2 separate regions of the Homo sapiens genome follow, and region 1 is linked to region 2. The links are chromatin loops, found by intact Hi-C in ENCODE. Cell type or tissue: ascending aorta. All regions are shown on one strand. Links, peaks and the distances in the headings refer to the core of each region. The heading gives the core; the rest is flanking DNA.

Evidence for each region. Peaks named below come from ENCODE experiments on the same cell type or tissue, not always from the same donor. Only the 100,000 strongest peaks of a DNase experiment are listed, where the experiment ranks them.
Region 1: it touches region 2 in a loop (2.8-fold over the local background); 1 of 110 quality-filtered maps calls a loop at or near these places.

Annotation. Positions count from the first base shown.
Region 1 is chrX:104,278,832-104,286,376 of GRCh38, forward strand. No RefSeq gene overlaps it. Among named protein-coding and RNA genes, the nearest start is that of ESX1, 28 kb to the left of the region's middle. In ascending aorta, for the core only: no CTCF peak of the experiment used is centred there; no DNase peak of the experiment used is centred there; H3K4me3 peaks cover 663 bases; H3K27ac peaks cover 1,726 bases.
Region 2 is chrX:104,162,815-104,170,359 of GRCh38, forward strand. FAM199X (family with sequence similarity 199, X-linked) reads left to right here and starts at 3,639. Exons shown (of 6, transcript NM_207318.4): 1 at 3,639-4,168. The coding sequence starts at 3,972. RefSeq lists a silencer at 3,427-3,916 and an enhancer at 3,481-3,981. In ascending aorta, for the core only: a CTCF peak has its summit at 3,570 (motif pointing right); DNase peaks (open chromatin) are centred at 3,547 and 3,957; H3K4me3 peaks cover 3,165 bases; H3K27ac peaks cover 2,519 bases; H3K27me3 peaks cover 483 bases.

The DNA of each region.
Region 1 (7,545 bases), core at 1,374-5,373, 120 kb after region 2:
TCCTGTGTCTTGTTCACTGTTATATCTCCAGTGCCCAGCACAGTGCCTGACACATACCAGACTCTCAGTAAATATGTGTGGAATGAAGAGATGAAAAATTTAGATCTGAAGGGTGAGTGGAGTTAGTCACATAAAGAAAGATGGGGAACAGGGAAGTGTCTTTCCAGGCTGAATGGGCCAAGGCTAAGGCGTGATAGAGAACATGGCTGGAAAATAAGATTTCCTGGGGAATGGGGTATGGGACAATCAGATCCTGGAGTTTTGTAAGCAGTGTTGAAGGGTCTCTCTGAAGTCTCCCAGACCAGGTGACTTCAAGGTCTCAGCCCCATGTACATACGGGAGCGATCCTCTCTGGGTACATTGCCTTCTCACATGGATCCTCACTTTTTCTGTGGCGCCTTAGCAGACTGTTAACTACCTGTTGGAGCTGGAAGCTGAGGAAGTTCTCCTTTGCAGGCCTCTGAAGGTGCTAGTGCCACTTGGCTTCCTTGTTGTTTCTCTACAGAGGCTATTTCAAAACATGAGCGATTTCATCAATTGTCTATGCCACGACCCCTCTCATCCTTCTTAGCAGTTGATCTCATAACCAAAGAGAAAATAGAGGCCAGCAAGAAAGAATTTCTTGTCCAGAGCTCTGGGGCAACTCAGCTAACTAAGCTCTGTACAAAATTCTGTAATTACCAGGGCCTAGAGTTTGACAAATGTAAAGTGGCAGAGATGAGGTTGGAGAGGTGGACAGGGTCCAGATCAGGTAGGCACCTATAAAAGATGTTTACCTTTCTTATCAAAAGTGTATGGGTCATATGCAAAGTTAGGCAGATATGGTATCTGCCTTCTGGCAGTTTATCTGAAATTTGTCTGCTGGGAAGTTTTCAGTGGTAAGGCTAAAACTAATTTTTTATTTTTATTTTTATTTTTGACAGAGTCTTGCTCGTGTCACACAGCCTGGAGTGCAGTGGCGCTATCTCAGCTCACTGCAATCTCCGCCTCCCAGGTTCAAGCGATTCTCCTGCCTCAGCCTCCCGAGTAGCTGGGATTACAGGCGCCTGCCACCACGCCCCACTAATTTTTCTATTTTTAGGAGAGACGGGATTTCACCATGTTGGCCAGGCTGGTCGCAAACTCCTGACTTCAGGTGATCTGCCCATCTCGGCCTCCCAAAGTGCTGGGATGACAAGTGTGAGCCACCGCACCTGGACAAGACTAATCTGGATTAATACATTACTGTTTTCTGCTTTTATTTGACCAAAAGGTATGTGAAAATCAATAGTGTAGTTTAGGCCAAGCACAGTGGCTCACTCCCATAATCCTAGCATTTTGGGAGGTCAAGGTGTTAGAATCACTTGAGGCCAGGAGTTTGAGATCCACCTGGGCAACATACTGATAACTCATCTCTAAAAAAATAGAAAAGTTTGTTGGGCATGGTGGCAGATGCCTGTAGTCTCAGCTCCTCAGGAAGCTGAGGTGGGAGGATCCCTTGAGTCTAGGAGTTGGAGGCTGCAGTGAGCTGTGATGGTGACACTGCATTCCAGCATGGGAGACAGAGTGAGACCCTGTCTACAAAACAAGCAAGCAAACAAAAAAGTGCAGTTTAATGAATATTTATTGTGTACCTGGTAGGAACCAGTGCTTTCCTAATATACTACCTTAAATCAGCACACATTTATTTTGAAGTCTCTTGCTCGATTTTTAAGAAAATCATGAGAATTTTGCATTCTACTCTATAATATTTCTGGATTTATTTTGATACACAAATAATTTTGTTCCCTCTCTTTTCCCTCCTTGAGTCAAATGGATGCTCCAGGGAGATCCATATGCATCTTGTGGCTTTTTGCATCCCAAGTTCAATTCCTCCAGTTCTACAAGCACTTTCCAACCCTCTTAAAAGCATCTCTCTTATACACGTGAGCCACCTGGAGTTCAGGGATGTCCCAAAACTGAGTCAGTGTCATAAACCTACTACACGCTGAGTCAGGATTTTAGCTCAACTCTCCCAAGGATTGTTTCCAATACATCACAGTCATGCAGGTTCTGGGGGTTTCTATAGAAAACAGAAAATTGGTTTTCGTTTGTTTGTTTGTTTTTGTTTTTGTTTTGGAGACAGGGTCTTGCTCTGTCATCCAGGCTGGAGTGCAGTGGTGATCATAACTCACTGTAACATCGAACCACGGGCTCAAGCGATTCTCCCACCTCAGCCTCCCAAGTAGCTGGGACTACAGGCACATGCCATCACACTTGACTAATGTTTTAATTTTTTTATTTTGTAGAGACAGGTCTTGCTATGTTTTCCAGGCTGGTCTCAAACTCCTGGACTCAAACAATCCTCCCTCCTTGGCTTCTGGAAGCAATGGTATTACAGGTATGAACCACCATGCCCAGCCAATAAAATTGTTTTTTTATTTTTATTTTTATTTTACTTTTATTTTTTGAGACAGGATCTCATTTTGGCACCCAGGAATCCAGTGGCTATCATAGTTCACTGCAGCCTCGACCTCCCGGGCTCAAGTGATCCTCCCACCTCAGCCTCCCAAGTAGCTGGGACCACAGGCAAGTGCCACCACACCCTGCTAATTTTTATATTTTTTGTAGAGATGGGGTTTCCCCATGTTGCCCAGACAGGTGTTGAACTTCTGGGCTCAAGCGATCCACCCGCCTCGGCCTCCCAAAGTGCTGACATTATAGGCGTGAGCCACTACGCCCATTTGAAAATTGTTTTGTCATTATAAAACGTTTGGGGGAGACAGCCCCCGATTTTCAGAAATCACTGCGAGACAATGGAAAAACATGGCCAGTATCTTGTTGGGTGGAGTATTTTATGAATGGATAAAGCAGTCCTTCACTTCAGGCAGTTGGTTTTAAATGGCCCATATGCTTGAACCTTCCCCAAGCCCAAGGCAATACTGAGTCACTGCTATTTCCGATAGCGTTTCTCACCTTTTTCTCTCCTCCCTGTGCCAGGACATGCCTCAGCACTTTATGGTTTCTTGATAGTTCTTTTGTGACCCAGGAAGATACCAGGTGAAGTAAGAAAGTGCTCAAGAACTCCATCTTGGCAGCTGCCAAGAGTTGCCACTGAGCTAGGAGGAAGACACATTTACCTTGCAGTCTTTCTTTGTGTGCCAAGCCCAGCTGCCACCCTGGTGGTCTATTTGAGGGGCTCTTCTGAGCACTACAGAAAGGTGGTAGTAAGCAGCCCAGGGTTTGGAGGAGAAAAGCAAGCATTTCTGGCCTCTCACAGCTTTGGTCTTGCTTTTGCCAGGCCTGCATGCCTCCTTTCGGCATGGCTGGGATGCTTGAGAAGTCATTTAGCTTTGACTGGCAAGGGCTTGCTATTTCTCGATTTAACTAGATTTAAATAGAGTCTAACCGGGGCAGTTGCATTTCTTCACTTTCTAGAGCTATATTTTTCTCTCGTGGGTTAAAAAAAAATGCACACGAAAAAGCCCCAACTTCATTATGCTTCGGTCACAGCAGGGAATTTATAGCAAGAGCCCAGCTGTTTGCAGCTCATGCCAGAGTTTTTTGATCCTAATGTAATTGAGCTCACATTTTTGAATCGGAAAATAATATTCAGAGGAGCCGACTCCTGAGTTTTCAGGTTTCCAGGCCAAGCAACGGGTTCCTGAATCTATTTTGGGCTGTTCTTTCCTCATACCTTTTCCTCTTCACCCTCAGAGCCCTTTGCTCCTTTCCTGGAACTAGACCTATGACTGTGCAAGTCTCTTTCTGTGCACACAGTGTTCTAACTATTCTTTTGAAGGAAAAAAAAAAGCCCCATTATTTTATTCCTTAACCCTTGCCTTCGCTACTTAAAACTCCTTGCTATTAATTGTGCTTCATACATTCAGCAATAATACATCCAAACAAAACTACTAAATGTAACTCATTTCTTTGGCATGAAGCCAGACACCGTGCTAAGGGCTTTATGTGCTTCTCCTCTTTTGTTCCTCCCAACAACTTTCTGAGGAAAGTCCTGTTATTGTTTCCATTTTGCAGATTGTGTATTTGAGGCTTAGGGAGGTGAACTGACTTCTAAAGGTCACACAGTGGTGGAGTGTGGCTTCAATCTCACTTGAACCAGGTCCAGAATTTTAACCCTGCTGCTGTACTGGATTCGCCTCCTGAAACTGTTAAAAGGGCAAAAAAGACATAGTTCTTGCCCCCACAGAGCTTGAGCAGGAGTTGGAGAAAGCACTAAGCACAGTGACAGGAAGAGCTAGCACCTCACTTCTGCCACACTTAAGGGTTCCTCGTGAGGGCCAAATGAAATGACATTTAAAAGCACTTGTTTCAGGTCAGGCGTGGTGGCTCACACCTGTAATCCCAGCATTTTGGGAGGCTGAGGCGGGCGGATCACTTGAGGCCAGGTGTTTGAGACCAGCCTGGGCAACATGGTGAAACCCTGTCTCTACCAAAAATACAAAAATTAGCTGGGTATGGTGGCACATGCCTGTAATTCCAGCTACTTGGGAGGCTGAGGCAGGAAAATCACTTGAACCCAGGAGGTGGAGGTTGCAGTGAGCTGAGACTGCGCCACTGCACTCCAGCCTTGGTGACAGAGCAAGACTCTGTCTCAAAAAAAAAAAAAAAAAAAAGCACTTGGTTCAAAGTGCAGTGCTAGATGGGTGCTTGCTATTTCTATTGGTGTTATACCAGCAACAGCCCAATCCTGAGCCAGTCACCTGCATGGCTGGAAGGGCAGGTGTAGGAGGGTGGCATGGTGAAAACTGTTAAAATCACATTTATAGAGTCTCATGAAGAATGTGGAATTTTGTCTGTCACATTCTGGCTAACCTAGCATTGCATACTTCCAGTTTGGCTGGGAAGGTAATAACAATAATAGCAAGCACATATATAGCTCTGATTATGTAGCAGACACTGTTCTAAGTGGTTTACAAATATTAACTTATTTAATTTTGTTATTTATTTTTTACATTTTAATTTTTTTAGAGATGAGGGCTCACTCTGTTGATCATGCTGGAGTGCAGTGGTGCTGTAAGTGCTCACTGTAGTCTCAATCTCCTAGGCTCAAGCAATCCTGCCTCAGCTTCTCGAGTGGCTTGGACTACAGGTGTTGAAGGATTGTGTGTCAGTATTGCACTCCTAGATTCCCCTCCTCAGTGCCCCCTTCCCCATCAGTAACTAAGTCCTGTTGATTCTACTTCCTGAATGTCTTTTCTTTTTCTTTCTTTCTTTTTTTTTTTTTTTGAGACAGAGTTTCACTCTTGTTGCCCAGGCTGGAGTGCAATGGCGTGGTCTCAGCTCACTGCAACCTCCCCCTCCCAGGTTCAAGTGATTCTCCTGCCTCAGCTTCCCAAATAGCTGGGATTACAGGCACCCGCCAACATGCTTGGCTGATTTTTGTATTTTTAGTAGAGACGGGGTTCACCATGTTGGCCAGGCTGGTCTCAAACTCCTGACCTCAGGTGATCTGCCTGCTTCGGCCTCCCAAAGTGGTGGGATTACAGGCGTGAGCCACCGTGCCTGGCCCCTAAATGTCTTTTCTATTCATCCCCTGCTCTCCCTCTGCACTGCCCTCACTACTGCTTTGGTTAGATTCACATCATCTCCCACCTGGAGGATTCTAGCAGCAGCCATCCTAGGCTTTGCTGGTACTACTCTCACCTCTTCACATTCCCAAGGCAATAAAAATAAATAATTCTTTTTGTTGTTATTCTTGCTGTTTTGGTTCTTAGTCTCTCTGTTATTCTATTGCACTTAATAGAGCCATGAATCATTTAAAAAAAAACAACTCTTGTCCAGTTTAATCTTTAAGACTTGGCTCTCTGTTGTTACTGATCAGATGGAAAGTTTTATTACTACTGTCTAGGAGGGAAGAATTTAGGTTGGAACTCCCAGTGTGCCATGAATTATTTTCCCTGTGGTTACTCAGCAGTGATTCCTGGCCTCTCCTCCCACATAAGGCTCAGGCCTGCATTCAAGCACCCACAGGTGGGGGCCAGGACAGTTGCAGTTCCTGTCTGCATGTTAGCCGGTTCCAGCTGCTCTGCAAAGGGGAGATGGGGCATTAGGAAACGATGCCTGCTTTGGATGAAGCTCAACTTTTTCTCCAGAAGAACCCAGTGAATAATGAATCAGACCCTGAACATCCTGGAACACTACACCCAATGCCACTGTCAGCTCCCTCCCAATCACAGTCATTTCCAAGTAATGGCTCAGCCTAGGCCTGGTTCCCCAAACCATCCAAATAGAGAGGGGGAAAACCATCCTCAACACGCAGAGCGCAATTTTACGGAGGAGATTTATTTTTACATTGACTTGGAACATAAATACTGTAAATATCCTCCACCCCACTGGCTTTTTTTTTTTCAGAGCTCTAGTTAATGGGGTAACTTTCTGGCTTGCACTTTATCAAGTTGATAGAACTGTTTAATGAAACCCACGGAGATTGGACAATTTAGTCTAACGGTCAGTTGCAACCCTTGATGTAAGTAATTTCCAGCAATACTGTATGCATCAAACGTCCAACCTAACAGTGGTTATCAATATCCATTATGCTTTTGGTTGGCTTGAACCATTAATAACCTGTCAGATTAAGCAATTAGGCTGTCTCTACTTGCCAGGGGAAATTGTTTTCCCCTAAGTGATGATATTGGGTTTGTGGTTGTGCAGATAAGTACTTGGTCAAAATGTTTGGCGCATTCCTAGCTGAGTCTTTTTGATAGATAGGGAGTAAGAACTAAAATTCAAGGGGCTGAGAGGAACCTGCAGACAATCTCTGAGAAAAAGCATCTCAGTCATTCCAGTTCACTTTATAAAAGTAGCTTAATTATCACTGGTGCTCTCTAGTGAGGGACTTCATTTGATGTGTCACACAGATGGGACCACATTTCTCCACAGAGCTCCAGCTAAGTCGGAACATTCAGGTTTCAATTTGAAATGTGAACTATCTCGGATTCTTTAGAAAGCCCATCAGGGGCACTCTTGGGGCTTTGCCATTTTGCACACTTTAAAAAGCAAGATGAAGAAGGGAAGAGAGAGGGGAAAAGTTCAATGGAAACCTATTATATAATCCTCTCCTATGCTGTTTGTGGTCTTCCCTGAATTTTTTTGGTTTTGTGATTTTCCACTTACATTTTCATGTAACAGCACAAGAGCACATGTTACTTTCTACCTTCATGTCTTTGCACATTCTAGTGCAAAGGTGCACCTAGTGCACCTCACCTGCTATGTTCTTCTTTTCCCCTTTACCAGTTTACACACAACCATCAGTTTGAAGACCTGGTCTGAAAACCACTTCCAAGGAGACCTTGCAGAGTAACTCCATGCATTCCTATCATGCGTTTACTCAAAGTTTTCTTATTCCTTTGTCATCATTTCATATTTATCAATACATTGCTTTTATCCTATTTTAAAGATTTGCTGGTCAGGTGTGGTACAAGCTCATGCCTGTAATCCCAGCAGTATACGAGGCTGAGGTGGGTGGATCACTTGAGTTCAGGAGTTCAAGACTACGCTGGGCAACATAGGGAGATCTCATCCTACAAACAATAATAATAAAAATTAGCCGGGCATGGTAGCATG
Region 2 (7,545 bases), core at 2,054-6,053:
CTACAATTCTCTGAATTCCTCACCTCAAAATCCTCATCTTGCTGCTTTCACCAATCCTGGATTGTTGTAAAATGATGCTTGCCCAGTCTTAATCAAGACCCCACATTGAAATATCCACCTTAAATCAAACTTCCAATTCTTAATAAATTCTGCCCAGACATTTCCCTCTGAAACATTGCCAAAGCTTTGTGCAAGTTGAGGTTTTCCTTGCCAAAATACGTAAGAAATTCAAGCTTTGTTTTATCAGCAGGTTTTGTTGGTGATATTTGACTCAGCTAAATACACACACACACACACACACACACACACACACACACACACACACTTCGAGCTCATCAATCACATGAAAAAATTATAAGGGTTAGATCACCAGTTATTGGGTTAAGTCCAGTATATTTCTATCCAATGGTAAACAAAATGATAAAAGTTAATTGACAATTCTCGATACCACTCAGTCTCTCCTGCAGCCATCAGCTCTCTGGTAGGTAAATTATGCATCTGAAGACTTTAAGGCAGATTACCCCAGGGTTTGCTCTCAGGCTCAGATCTTCAGAGAAAATAAGGAACTACTATACCCACCCACATTTTCAGAGAAACAGAAATTAGGAAGGATCTTGGAGAATGGAAGGGAGAGATGAATTGGGTAAATCCATTGAGGTGAAGTACACCCAAGGGACAAACCAAATCGAAGTGAGACAAGAAGGCAGGATGCCCAACAGTCATCAACTCCAGTGATTAAGAACTTGGTTAAGATGTATTAATACATTATTACCATATATTTAAGTAAACATTATACATACAGTGCACCAACTCTATGTACTGCTATCCGTGTCTATGTCAGTATTTCTCACTGAGAAATATATGGAGGGACCTCTTTTTTTTTTTTTTTTTTTCCTGAGACGGAGTCTTGCTCTGTTGCCCAGACTTACTGCAACCTCCACCTGCCAGGTTCAAGCGACTCTCCTGTCTCAGCCTCCAAAGTAGCTGGGACTACAGGTGTGCACCACCACGCCCAGCTAATTTTTGTATTTTTAGTAGAGATGGTGTTACACCATATTGGCCAGGCTGGTCTTGAACTCCTGACCTCAGGTGATCTGCCTGCCTCGGCCTCCCAAAGTGCTGGGATTACAGGCATAAGCCACCGTGCCTCGCCTGGGACCTCTTTTTTTTTAAAAAAAATTCTCTCACACCCAAACATTTCTGTAAATTCTTTTTATAATATTTCTTAAATGTAAACAAACATTAAATTCTACATGTTCATAAAGCTCTTGTACAAATGTAACACCAAAGCAAATTTACAAATTGTGCACAAACTTTTTTACAAAGTCAGTGTAATGTGGTATATATGATGAAACAAAACTGCCCTAGAAACGTGAACATACTACTGACTGGCAAGCATATGCTCTTGGCCTTCGGCTTGTAAGTATGTCTTGGGGTTGACTCCACTTTCCCATCACTTTATTCTCTTCAGACTACTGCAACCCTTCATTTGTTTAGGAAGATGCCAAGTATGAGGTGCACCTCATTTGTCTTCTCACAGGATCATGACAATTAAAGTAGTATTATCTTATGCTAATTCATTGTGAAAATAAACTCAAATACATGTCCTAATCATGTGGCAGCAGTTAGTTATCATGTGGTCATACAGATACTTCAGAATATGCTTAAACACAAAAGTAAAACACATACTTGTAGAAACCTCACAGACTCTCTCATTAGACTCCGCTTTAAAAAAACACCCACCTCTTATAGTATGTGTAAAAGGTATATATATTTAAATTAGACCACCAGGCACAGTAGCTCCACCTGTAATCCCAGCACTTTAGGAGACTGAGTTGGGTCAATCACTTGAGGTCAGGAGTTCGAAACCAGCCTGGCAAACATGGCAAAACCCGTCTCTACTAAAAATACAAAAAATAGCCAGGTGTCGTGGCACATGCCTGTAATCCCAGCTACTCAGGAGGCTGAGGCAGGAGAATAGCTTGAACCCGGGAGGTGGGGGTTGCAGTTAGCCAAGATCGCCCCAATACACTCTAGCCTGAGCGACAGAGCAAGACTCTGTCTCAAAAAAATATAAAATAAAATAAAATAAAATAGACTATTTCGTTAGCTTCTTATTAACAGTTCCTGGTGCTATTACCTGAGTGCCTGCATTATCATGCAGCACTTGACTCTTGTTTCATTTGGATAATCAAGTCTCTTGTTTTTGGGGACTAAGCCATGGCCCATTCAGCCTCACTGGCCTCAGACCCCTGGGGATTGGTGCATTAGGGACCATAGAACAAACCATCATCAGCCTCACTTCCACAAGTTTTAAATTGGTCAGCCTCATTAGATATTAATGAATGATTCATTTTGAAAGCCACATACACAATGCAACACACCTTCTTGCAATCTCAATGAAAGAAAGCCGGCATGCTCAACAGTCAAACAACCAAGTAACTGAAGCAAGATAATGTATACATTTTAAAGGCACGTTGGAGAAGCTGTTTTCACTATAAGTTGCATTGGTAGGGCAAGGCACAGAGTTTAATACTGAATGGGGCTTGTTTTAGTGACAACCCCCCACTTCTCCTGCCCTCTTTCTCTTCTTCCTCCTGCCTTCTTTCATTTTTCCCCTCCTTTCCGCCTATTTAAGTTCTATGCTTTCCTGAAGGATCAATGTAGTTTCTTCATAAATATAGTTAATGCAAAGAATTGCTTTTATTGAAGAATTATGCTCTTATATGAAAATGTGCTTCCTTTTATAAAATAATATTAGGTAGTTTTAAAAATTGTCTTCTTTGGGCAAAGTAAGAAATTAGTAATCTTGGGGTTTCCTCTATTTTTTTTTAATCTTACGCATCCAAGAACAGGAATCACTTGCCCAGAATATAGAGAAGAGAGATGAGATAAACAGCAAAGTACACTATATAACACCTAACAAGTTGATTCAAGTTGAACAAGTTAAGCTCCATAATATATTTTCTACGGGAGGGAGGGGGCAAATTAGCAGGTGTGCCTTAGTCTCCTTTGGGAGTCAGGGAAGGCTTCACTGAGGAGATAACGTTTGAGCTGGAGTTTGAAGGATTAGCAGGGGAGAAATGGCAGGGCATTCCAAGCAGGGTGCCTATGAGCAAAAGGCGCAAAGCACAAAAGAGTACGACGTGTCCAGCAGCTCTGAGTAGGCGAGTGGCTGCAGCGTAGGGTTCTTGGAGTTAGGTGATCAAGGGTGAGGAAGGGACTATTTTCCCTGCTTGGACGATTTCTCCTACACCTCATTGCACGGTGCTGGGCACACACTGCAGGAGCTCAATAAATACTTGTTGAATTGGGACAGAATGAAAGAGTGCGCTGGGAACCAGGGCATCTGGATGTTTTCTCACGCACCCGCAGTGTGACCTTGGCCAAGTCCCTTTTCTGGGACTGCGGTTCCTGCTTAGTAGTCGAGTACGAGTGAGAAAGCGGAGGAGGAGGTTGGCCAGAGGCGCCTAGCCTTTCTAGCGGCCTGAATCCCTGATTCGATGCGTAGAGGGCGGGGCGGGCCGCTTGGGGCCGCGGCGGGCGGAGGTTCAGTTCCTCCTCCGGTCCAGCAGGGGGCACGGGGAGTGGCTTCCCGCCGCCCTTCCCCTCCTTGCGGGCGCCGGGCAGACTGCTGCAGTCGCAAGCGGCGAGCGCAGTGGGCGGGGCGGGCCTGGCCGGGCCGGGCGGCGGCGCTGCGCTGACGGGCTGAGTCTGGCGGCGGCGGAAGCTGCAGAGGCCACCGGGGCGCTAACTGGGTGGCCGGTGGGCCGCTGTGGCCTCGAGCAGCCTCTTCGCGCGGCCCCGCACCCCGGCAAGCAGCAGCGGGCCGCGACGCCCAGCCTGCCAGTGAGCTGCGACGGGCACACCCCGGAGCGTCGGCGACTGCGGACAGGTTAGAGTGGGGGCAGGGGCGGGCGCGGGAGCAGCCCAGGGCCAGAGAGGGAGCCCGAGCCAGGCCATCTCCAACCATGTCCGACGAGGCCTCGGCCATCACTTCCTACGAGAAGTTTCTAACCCCCGAGGAGCCCTTCCCACTCCTGGGACCTCCTCGCGGGGTGGGCACCTGCCCGAGCGAGGAGCCGGGCTGCCTGGACATCAGCGACTTCGGCTGCCAGCTGTCCTCCTGCCATCGCACCGACCCGCTCCACCGCTTCCACACCAACAGGTACGAACTGCACCTGAGGGCAGGGGTGGATTTTCCACTTCTGGTCGCCCCCCGCTCCTGATCCTTCGTCCCGGGCTGCGCTTCCAGTCGCCCCCTCCCCCACCTGCTTTCGACCAGCGCTCATTCCCGGCCTCCTTCCCTGCCCCCCCTCCCTATTTTCACCCCTGCCCTCCTATTTTCCTTTCGACCGGCGTTTTACTCTCTTTTCCTCATTCATATTCTGGCTATAGCGACTCCTCCCTTCCCTACCTTCTCCCTCCCTTGCTTCCCTTCCCTCCCCCCATCTGTACCCTACGAATCCCAAACCCCCACCCTTGATTTTTAGATACGCCCCTGTTTGCATCCATCTGCAAAAGTTTAACCCCTTCCATTTCCGGTACGCTGTAGAGGAATTTGGATGGCTCAAGATCAATCCATAGATCTTTTGAAAAGTGGCGTTGAAAGGTGGAACATTTAAAGCTAGAAGCTTCATTTTCCCTATTTTTAATCTGTCTCACAGTCCTGTTCCCCCCGCCGCCACCACCCCTACCCCATTTTTTTTTTTAGTTGAGCGCTAGGAAACTAGTCGATTCTCTCTTTTTTTCCTCCTCCTTTATTAACTGTTTGCCTTAGCGCTTTAGGCTCTGCCAAAATTGGTAAGCTTAAATCTGGAGGATTCCTTCATATGACATATCCCTTGGTTTCCTTCCCCTTTGAAGAGACAGAGTAAGGCTTAGGATGGACTGACTTACACAAATTTATTCAGAGGGTGTATCTCCTCCTAACTGATTTCAGTAGAAGGTAGTGTTCTGGAGACTTCTCTCATGCAAGCATTTACGTGTTAGATCAAATCTTGGGGGGTGGGTTGAAGACGTTCTAGATACAGCCTCAAGTTTTAACATAGGTGGATATTTGAGATACATATACAAAGGGCTGGGGGGGTGTGTGGTTAAGGCTCTAGGAGAGGGGTTCAGCTATGGAAAATACTGGAGATAAATTAAGAAATCTAGTTCTGACTTCTGATCCAAGTTTATGATGTGAGTTTGATCAAATTCTTCCATATTTTAATGTCTTTAGCATATTTCTCCCCTCCCTTCCCTTAAATCAGTCTGTAGATTGAATGAGCTTCTACCAGATACAAGGAATGTGTAAAAGATGTTTCTTACATAAATGAAAGTTATAGTCTATGGAAACAAGGTGTTATAGTTAAATAATCAGAATATCAGTATAACACATCTCAAAAGGAAGTGGCAGTAAATTTATTATGACTACTCTAAATCGTCATTGCAAAAAATGAAGAAACAGGCCCAGAAAGAAAAGATTGAGTTCAAGGTCATAAAACCTAGTCAAGCAAATCCAAGACTATTCCTTTGAAGCCAATGATTAAACTTGGAGCAGAACTAATTGATCCAGTGTTACAAATAGAACTTATGGTTTCCTAGACCAACTCACAGAAGCCTATTTAACCCCTGATGTCACTGTAATGTGAATGTAACATATTCATGAAATCAAGTGTGCTTAGGGTTATTTATGTTGAAAAATAATGTAAAAGAATACCTTTGTACATATTTGGCATTTAAGTTTTGCAGCCTTGGAGCAAGTCACATACCCAGGAAAGTTAAATAATTTCAGAATGATCCTGCTGTGATGATGAGGGCAAGGGAGTGAGGGCAGAGGCTGTGGGTAAGTACTGCCAAAACTGGGTAGAGGTGATGGGGAGTGAAGTTATGAGAATAATATGTTTCTTACAACTTGTTCTGTTCCTTCCTCCTCCCCGTTTTTTCCTGTGTTTTCTTTCCCTTAAAGACTGTGGTGAGGTCAGGACTGTTTTTCAATGGGGCAGTGAGGAGGGGAGAAGGAGGTTCTTTGCAAGCCCCAGTTTTTCCAAGTCAAGCATTTTTCCTAGTTACTGCTTGCTTTTTTTTTTTTTTTTTTTAACTTCCCTCTCCTACCCTACTTTTCGCAAGGCTTGGCATGGTGGCAGGGGTTCTAATGCTCTGTATCCTTTTCAGCAGAGAGTAGGGGAAGCAAAATTAGCGATATTCACAGCACATGATGTTTCTGTCCTAGGCTACCTTGCCTTTTAAATGTATTATCCTTCTGCAATGTTCTGCTTTCTTACCCCTCCTCAAGATGGTGCTTGAGAGGACCATAGGCTTCCAGCCATTTCTTTTCAGGGAGAAGCACACAGCTAAATCATATATCGGGCAAAGTTTAGGGAGTTCTTTTATTTTGGAGTTGTATGTGTCACTTTTTTCCTTCACATCACATCATTTGTCAATTCAGGCAACAACCCAAAAATCAGATTTCAAATAGTTGAGTGCTGAAATTCTGCCTTGGGTTTAGTGATTGTAAAACAAATTTTCATTGGAAGTAGGAAGCTTGTTAATTGGTAGATATTTGACTTAACCTTAATTTTGCTTCCTTCTTGGTACCTGATAAGAAAAATGTGGAGATTTTAAAAATAATGCACTTGATAAGGACCTTATGATTATGACAATTTTGTGCCTACTCATTTACTGGATTCTGGGCTATATTTGCAATTTTCATTAACAAAGACAGTCACAGCACTAACAGTCCCTGAGGTTGAATGGTTGCAATATTCAGATTTTTTTTTTTCTTTAAAGACAGAGTCCTGCTCTGTCATCCAGGCTAGAGTGCAGTTGCACAATCTTGGCTTAGGGCAACCTCCGCCTCCTGGGTTCGAGCGATTCTCCTGCCTCAGCCTTCTGAGTAGCTGGGACTATAGGCGTGTACCACTATGCCTGGCTAATTTTTATATTTTTAGTAGAGACAGGGTTTCACCATGTTGGCCAGGCTGATCTTGAACTCCAGACCTCAGGTGGTCCACCCACGTTGGCCTCCCAAAGTGCTGGGATTACAGGTGTGAGCCACCGCGCCCGGCCCAGTATTCAAATTAAAGTCATTTGTGATGTAGGTTGGTATGTCACTGGTCTAGGTTCAGTAGAAAATACATTACATGGACACAGCCAGTTTCCTAAGCATTCATACCTTAAGACCTACATGGATTGGTCTAGAATTTTAGGAAAATAGAATAAATTTCAATAAGCCAAAAAAGTGAATGAATTTTTTAAAAATGTGAAATGTCAGTGTGGAACATATGTAGTGTTTAAGACATTTTCTTTGGTTTTGGGGGCAGTGATTTTCTGATGTAAATGGAGGTTTTCTCTTAGCACTTCCAAACTATTGCATAAATCTTTTACTCAGTTATGTGATTTTAGAGCTCCGTTTTCAATCACCATTAACCAGAAAAACCTAAAGACTATTGTGTGCCTTTGGTAACACCCATAGTTTTCCTATCTAGATACAGAATTAGAGGTGCAGAAGAGCTGTGGGTTGCAGGTGGGAGAACCATGTTGGAGGAATTTGGTTTGGGG